Regions from separate parts of the Homo sapiens genome. Here region 1 is linked to region 2. The links are chromatin loops, found by intact Hi-C in ENCODE. Cell type or tissue: endothelial cell of umbilical vein. All regions are shown on one strand.

Region 1 (4,000 bases), 99 kb after region 2:
CGATGCGTTTTATTTTCAAGTAGAATGTGGCAAAGACCACTTACTTTCTCTCCAGCCACCTCCAGATGCGCTTGCAAGCTGTGCCTGCCATTCTTCCAGACTCTCCTGTCCAGTGTGACTCACTTTGCCAACAACGGAGGCCCAGAGTGCTTCTGTCTCCTCCCAGCTGCGCAGGGAAACAGAACCCAGACCAGCTTCTGGATCAGCCCTGTGCCTGGGATTTCTCACTGAAACAAGGTCTCCTGGTGTCATTTCCTCCCAATGCTGTCCTGGGTGACACTTTCCATTTGAGCTGCTTTTTTATATAGGCCCTAGCAACTAGGGGCCGTGTCGGAATAACTTCAGACGAGTCCTTTCACTGTTCTTTAAAAAAAAAAAAAACCACTAGAAAACCACTAGCCCGTGAAGCAGAGTGTTTCATTTCTTGTTACTATACATTGTCTCCCCCACCCACCCGAGTGATCAGGGAGCGCAGATGTGACTCAGCTCACTTCCCAGGAGTCTCTTAAAAGGTTCTGGGCAGAGGCTGGTGAAACTGCCCCAGTCCTCACTGCCTGGATGAGTTCATGGACAAACATGCATGGCGTGTCTGTCCATCTGCATTAGCGCTGAGCAGAAAAGATACGGACGCACAGCAGCTCATGGTAGCAGTCCACGCACGTCGTCCTGCTTGATGACACCGCTAAGAATTAATCCATTTGGGAGGAGAGCAACCAAATCCACCCAGGGCGGAGTCCAGGACAGCAGGCAAGGGAAGGGAAGTAGAGCTGAGCTACCAGGCTTGGGCAGGTAGCAGCAGCCTGGCAGAGCACACTGTGGTGGGGTGGAAGCCTGCACCAGTTGTGCAGGGGCTCTGCCCTTGTGCCCTGCGTAGGAAGCAGTGCAGCCAGGGAACAGACACCTATACTTTCTAGAACTCTTGACTTGGAGCTGTTCACCCCAGTGCGGAACGCAGAGAACCCACCGGACCAAGAGACCACATCCCTGTCCCCTGGAATGGCAGAAGCAGTGGTAACAAAGCCCCTTTCTCTCCCACAGGCCCCTCTGCCTTCCCCATCGTCCTGCGACCTCACACAGCAGCTCCTGCCTCAGACCGTTCTGCAGAGCACGCCCGCTCCCATGGCACAGGTGAGTCTGGGACCCAGGAAAGGGCAGCCCCTCTCAAGCCAGAAGTCCGCAGTGTGCTGCGCTGATGGTCTTGTACACTTAGGTCCCAACCAAGGCCCTGACGTGGGGGAATGTCCCTCCCAATGTGTGTGTGGCCTGTGTCGAGCCATGAGGTTCCCCCCACACCCACCCTCTCGTCTCCAAGTTCTTTTTTCCAGTGTCTGGGGTTTTCTTTTTTTAAATTTCAGTAGTTTTGAGGGAACAGGTGGTGTTTGATTGTATGGATAAGTTCTTTAGGGGTGATTTCTGAGATTTGTGTACCTGTCACCCGAGCAGTGTACACTGTACCCAATATGTAGTCCTTTATGCCTCACATCCCCCCACCCTTGCCCCACCAGTCCCAAAGTCCATCATTTCATTCTTATGCCTTTGTGACCTCATAGTTTAGCTCCCACTTAGAAGTGAAAACATACGATATTTGGTTTTCCATTTCTGAGTTGCTTCATTTAGAATAATGACCTCCAGCTCCATCCAAGTTGCTGCAGAAGTCCAGAGTCTGTTTTTTTAATTCTTTTAACAGTCTCTGTTCACCTCTTTGCCACTTTTCCACATTCCTCTTGTTCTTTACGACTCCAAATTGGCCATGGTATTTTAGAAAAGGTCTGAATTGGGCTGCATGTCATAGAAAGACTGAAAGGATCTAAAAGCCGTGAGTCCAGCACTATAAATATCACATTTGTTTAAAAAAAAAGAAAGAAAGAAAGAAAGAAAGAAAAGAAAAGGATTACGGCTTTGCTGAGTAATTCCATCCTTGTTTCAACAACATTCGGTGAGTTACTATTTGGGTCAGTCAGTGAGCGAGGTGTTAGGGATGTAAAGATGTAAGTCAGCCCTTGCTTTTAGTTCTCAGAACTAAAGGGAGAGACAGGCATGTAAACAGAGACGCCGCCGTGGCAGGGCATGCGTTTTTATAGAACCGTGAAGGAAATATTCTACCCAGGGAAGTCTGACGTGGCTTCCTGGAGGAGGTGACGCTTGAGTTGGCCCCGGAAAGGTGGGTAGGAGGTTGCCAGATGGTTTGGCAGGGGGACAGCAGGGATGTGCTTCAGCAGGGAGTTCTGAACACGGGGAGTGACAAACCCTGCCCAGGCCTGAGCTCTGACTTCAGTTCCCTCATAGGAGACTTAGCTCTGCCCAGACCATGGCCACAGGCTAGAGCTGCGTCCCAGACGGCAGTTCAGCAGCAGGTGCCCCTCTCTGTCTTGGCACACATCTGTCACCACTGATGAAAACTATTTCGGAACATATGCCCTCTTAGTGGGGGTCTCTCATGCATTCCTGGAGTAAGACACATGCTAACGCGTGCTGCTTGCCAGAGTCAGGCTTGAAGATTGGTGTAAAAAAGCTACCCTTCTGGAATCTACTCATTAAAACTGCCTATATTCACCCTCATTAGGCCAAAAGAAAAAAAAACCTGAATACTGTTTTTCTCTTTAAATTTCCAAGGCCTATTTGGTAAGAAATTAGTAACCTTTTAATCCAAAGGGGCATAAAATGAAAATGTCTTTAACTTCTGGGTCTTGCATTATGAAGAATGTCTGTGTTTACAAGACACGATGGTGTGATGCAGTCTCTTTTGGAATTCTGATTTTTCATTTATTGAACTTCTTAGTCTGTCATGTGTACTATATTTAATAATAACTATATATATATATATATATATATTTTTTTTTTTTTTTTTTTTTTTTTTCTGAGACGGAGTTTCACTCTTTTTGCCCAGGCTGGAGTGCAATGGCACCATCTTGGCTCACTGCAACCTCCACCTCCTGGGTTCCAGCGATTCTTCTGCCTCAGCCTCCCAAGTAGCTGGGATTACAGGAATGCACCACTACCAGGAATGCACCACTACACCCAGCTAATTTTGTATTTTTTGTGGAGACGGGGTTTCGCTGTGTTGGCCAGGCTGGTCTTGAATTCCTGACCTCAGGTGATCCGCCCACCTCAACCTCCCAAAGTGCTGGGATTACAGGCGTGAGCCACCACGCCCAGCCAATAACTATATTCTTTAAGACATCCCTGCATAATACTGACTTTCCAAGTCACACAGTTCTTCCCACTTCATGTGAAATACCCACTTCATGTGAAACAACGAGATTCTGGGATTTTTCTCTCACTCCCCTCACCCTTCAGGGAAAGAAGGGAAAAATGAAATCCAAAATCTGAGGAGCGGTTATCTGGGTAACTGGTGGTTTTCCAAAAAAGCCTCTTTCTTCATACTATGGTTCTAAAATGTCTTTAAATTAGAGTAGCTCTCTTTATCAAAAACATCACCATCAAGAAGGTAAGGAGGGCCTAATGATGGGGTGTCTGGGAGGCCTTGAAAAAATCCGAATAACGTGAGAGGCAGCCACCACCTCCTAACCCAGCCCATCGCCACTCCCTTTCCAAGCCAACTGGGCACCGATGAGCCGCCTCCACTGCAGGTGGAAGGGGCAACGCTGAGTTTCCCGACTTCGTAGAACCTGCCAGAGAAGCTTTTGTGTTTCGTTAAATACTTGGAATAGCTCGTTTGCTTTCTCCGTTGAATTCCCTTTCAAAATCCTCACAGAGTGGTCTGATTAGTCACAATCTGACTGGGATTTTTGTGAGTCTGGGATAGCGCAGGGTTTTTTTTAATTTTTGTTATTTTTGTTTATATATATATTTTTTGAGACGGGGTCTCACTCTGTTGCCCAGGCTGGAGTGCAGTTGTGCAATCTCGGCTCACTGCAACCTCTGCCTCCCGGATTCAAGCAATTCTCCTGCCTCAGCCTCCCGAGTAGCTGAGATTACGGGTGCCCACCACCACGCCTGGCTAATTTTTGTATTTTTTAGTGGAGATGGGGTTTTGCCA
Region 2 (4,000 bases):
CGTGTCTTCAGCCGGTGCATCCTTTTTATTTCATTTCACATACTGCCTTGTAAGAATGCCAAGGACCTTCTCTTGTACAATACCAGGGACCAAGTAAAATGAAATTATCAAACAGTAAACATGGCTGAAACACTACATAAAAAGTGCTGGAAACTTATAGTCTGGGGCCTGCAGAATTTATCAGTTACGTGTGGTATAGCTAATACCAGAGTGCTGTTCTTTGTAGGCCCCGTGGACCTGCCGTGATTGCAAAAAGTGGTGACGAGTCAGCATTCCCCTATGTCCACGGAAGGTTGTTTGGCAGCAGCTGAGACAAGCAGCCTGTGACAGAAGACAGCCTCCAGGGACCAGGTCAGTGCGTGTGGCCGTGCAAGGAGCAGTGGCCCTGGCTCCAGATGCTAGGGAAAGCTGGGCAGAAGGCAAAAAAATATAGAGGACTGTCCGAGGAGCTCGGGAGGGAGCCAGGAGTGAGGCAAGCAGCATTCCCTGACATTTCTGCCTAAGCAAGGGCTCTGCAGGCCAGGAGGAGACTGTCACCCACAACGGAATGTCCTTCTTTGGAAGCAGCTGAGGACCTGGAAAACCAGCAGTTCCTCTTTCCAGCGTTGGACAAGGACATGAGAAAGACCCACAGCAACAAGCTGGAGAATAGCTCCCTCTGTGACATTGAAGCAAGAAGAAAAGGCATGGAGAGATTTGGCTACTTTGTTTGTTCTTCTAAAGGAACACCTGGTTTTAACCGTCAACTGAAATGGCCGTGTGTGGTACATTAAGTTCAGTAAGAATATACACTTTCAGCTATCTGCTAACAGAATCAAGGTAACTTTGCGGTTTTGTTTCAAAAAAAGTTTTCTAATTTTGGTGGCATTGATTTTGTAGATTCTCACTGATACCCAACTATAAGGGAGAGATGTTTACTTGTTTGAAATTCATCTGAGTCCAAATAATATAACCTGGGTTTTAAACGTTCACCGCTAATTTTTTTAAAGACACTGTAAATTATTTAAAAGAAAATGCCTTCTGGCCAGGCACGGTGGTTCATGCCTGTAATCCCAGCACTTTGGGAGGCTGAGGCGGGTGGATCACTTGAGGTCAGGAGTTCAAGACCAGCCTCGCCAACATGGTGAAACCCCCATCTCTACTAAAAATACAAAAATTAGCCAGGCATGGTGGCATACAATGTAATCTCAGCTACTTGGTAGGCTGAGGCAGGAGAATCACTTGAACCTGGGAGGTTGCAGTGAGCGGAGATCGCACCACTGTGTTCCAGCCTGGGCGACAGAGCGAGACTCTGTCTCAAAAAAAAAGAAAAAAAAAAAAAGCCTTCTAAATATTTTCATGAAGGTGCAATAGATCTCCAGGGCACATGTTGCTAAACATGAATCATTTGCTTCATTGATAATTATATTTTAAGATAAATGTTATTGTATTTAGGGTTTACAACGTATTACGGGATATGTATAGACAGGAAACGGGTTACTATAGTGAAGCAAGTTAACATATCCATCATGTTACAGTTACTTTTTTGTGTGACAAGAGGAGCTAAAAATATACTTATTTAACAACAGTTCCTAATGCACTACAATGTTATTAACTACAATCCTCATGTTACTCTAGCCTTGCTGACCCCCCCTCACCTGCTACTTTGTATCCTTTGAACTCTACTTCCTCCTTTTCTCTCTCCCTTCCTTCCATCCGTCCCAAACCCCTGGTAACCACTATTTTCTTCTCTTATCTCTGTTTTTTTAATTCCGCATGTAAGTGAGATCATGCAGTATTTTTCTTTCTGTGTCTGACTTACTTTGCTTAGCATAATGTCCTCCAGGCCCGACCATGTTGTGGGAAATGGCAGGACCTCCTGATTCCCTTTTTAGAGACAGTGCTCACTGTGGCCAGGCCTTTCTTAATATCGTGCTTCACACTGGATATGGTGCTGTGTTCTTTGCAAAAGGATTTCACTTTTTTAGGTTAAAAAACAACCATCAACAAGGGACAAGATGTGTCCTAGCAGCCACTCAAGGAGAGAGGCTCCGAATCAGTGGTCAGGAGAGTCAGCTCTGGGGTTGGCCACTGGTGGCCTGCACGGCTGAGGGCTGGTCCCTCCACACAGGGACACCGGGCCCACTTCTGAAAACCACATTTCAGGGTGTCTTTGACAGTCAAGAAGTGGGGAGCAACTGAAGATATTTGGCCTGAAATGGGGGACCTCTGGGGGGGACAAGATCACTCTGCTCCAATATCTGAAGGCCAACTGCATCCCTCGGATGGCTTTAATTTAAAAGAATTCTTTTGAAATAGAAAATAACAAGTGTTGGTGAGCATATGGAGAGATTGGAACACTCATACATGGCTGGTAGGAATGTAAACTGGTGCAGCCGCTGTGGAAAACAGTTTGGTGGCTCCTCAAACCGTTAAAACATAGAATTACCATATGACCCAGCAGTTCCACTCCTTGGTCTATACCCAAGAGAAATGAAAACATATGTCCCTGCAGAAACTTATGTTAACTTATGAACAATGTTCACAGCAGCGTTATTCATAATAGCCAAAATATGGAAGCGACCCAAGCACCCATCAGTGGATGAATGAAGAAAATGTGGTACCATATGTATATATATAGGAATATTATTCAGTCTTAAAGAGGAAGCAAATTCTGAAATATGCCCGAATGTGGAGGGACCTCGAAAGCATTATGCTAAATGAAAGACGCCATGGCAAAAGGTTGTATAGTCCCTCTCTGTGAATATCCAGAAAAAGAAAATCCCTTGAGACAGGGAATTGGGGGAGGTGGGAGTGAGAGCATAGCTCAGTGGGTACAGGCTGTTTCTCTGAGGAAATAAGAAGGTTTTGAATCCAGAGAAAGGTGGTAGTTGCACAACATTATGAATGCAGTGAACACCACTGAATTGTACATTTTTAAATGGTTAATTCTATGTTATGTGAATTTTACCTCAATTTAAACAATAATCTGAGGGCTGTCATTCTGTGTGACCCCTGGACATATGGCAAGAGGAAATGAGTAGAAGCTCCAGGAGCACAGCAGGGAGGAGGGAGAGCAGTATTTTTGCTCAGCAGGAAAAACTGACTCATAAATACAACTAGTAGGAAATTGAAGAGGCCGCCCAAGAAAGCAGCAAGTGCAGGGGACTGTAGAGTGCCTGTCGGGTGCTGCACTCAACCCCGAGAGCAGCAGTTCTCACCCCGAGGACACGTGGGATTCACTTGGTGGCACAAGAAAGCCACACTTGGGCCCCACCCCAGGGATGCTGACGCTGTTGGCCTAAGGTGTGGACTGGGCATCCGGACAAAGGCCCCTGGTGTCTTAGCTTTAGGTGGAAACAGATGACCTTTTGTGTCCCTCCCATCCTACCTCGGCCCCAACAGGGATTTCTGTTTTAATGACTGTGGTGCCTGCGAGCCTAGGATCATCACTGTTCAGTGTGAGTGGTGTACCCACAGCATCCGCCTCACCTGGAAGCTGGCTGGGAATGCAGCGTCTCCCCTCCCCACCCCCGCCCAGTCAGAATCCATACTTTAGCAAGATCCCAGGGGACCTGTGTGCCCATCTGAGTTTCAGAAGTGCTGCTGGGCCGGGGCATGGGGGCTCACCCCTGTGCTCCCAGCACTTTGGGAGGCCAAGGCAGGCAGATCACTTGAGGCCAGGAGTTTGAGACCAGGCTGGCCAACGTGGCGAAACCCCATCTCTAGTAAAAATACAAAAATTAGTCAGGCGTGGTGGCAGGTGCCTGTAATCCCAGCTACTCGGAAGGCTGAGGCAGGAGAATCACTTGAACCCAGGAGGCGGAGGTTGCGGTGAGCTGAGATCACAGCACTGCACTCCAGCCTGGGCCACAGAGTGAGACTTCATCTCAAAAAAAAAAAAAGTGCTGCTGTCGATCTTTATTTACAAGACACTTCGAGGTGCTTTTCCTCATTTTATCTTCTGAACAATCGCTGGTTTGTTCAGCTGTTTGACAGGGGAGGAAGTCCAGGCGCAGAG

The links. Peaks named below come from ENCODE experiments on the same cell type or tissue, not always from the same donor. Only the 100,000 strongest peaks of a DNase experiment are listed, where the experiment ranks them.
Region 1: a loop joins it to region 2, with 7 times the contacts of the local background. A loop is called at or near these places in 8 of 110 quality-filtered maps.

The regions. Positions count from the first base shown.
Region 1 is chr2:100,976,672-100,980,671 of GRCh38, forward strand. It overlaps NPAS2 (neuronal PAS domain protein 2), which reads left to right. Exons shown (of 21, transcript NM_002518.4): 15 at 1,039-1,128. It overlaps NPAS2-AS1 (NPAS2 antisense RNA 1), which reads right to left and starts at 490. Exons shown (of 3, transcript NR_110213.1): 1 at 45-490. In endothelial cell of umbilical vein, no CTCF peak of the experiment used is centred here; a DNase peak (open chromatin) is centred at 2,120; H3K27ac peaks cover 1,528 bases.
Region 2 is chr2:100,877,815-100,881,814 of GRCh38, forward strand. The region is part of intron 1 of NPAS2 (neuronal PAS domain protein 2); the gene reads left to right. Among named protein-coding and RNA genes, the nearest start is that of NPAS2, 60 kb to the left of the region's middle. In endothelial cell of umbilical vein, no CTCF peak of the experiment used is centred here; DNase peaks (open chromatin) are centred at 27, 1,677 and 3,047; H3K27ac peaks cover 3,977 bases.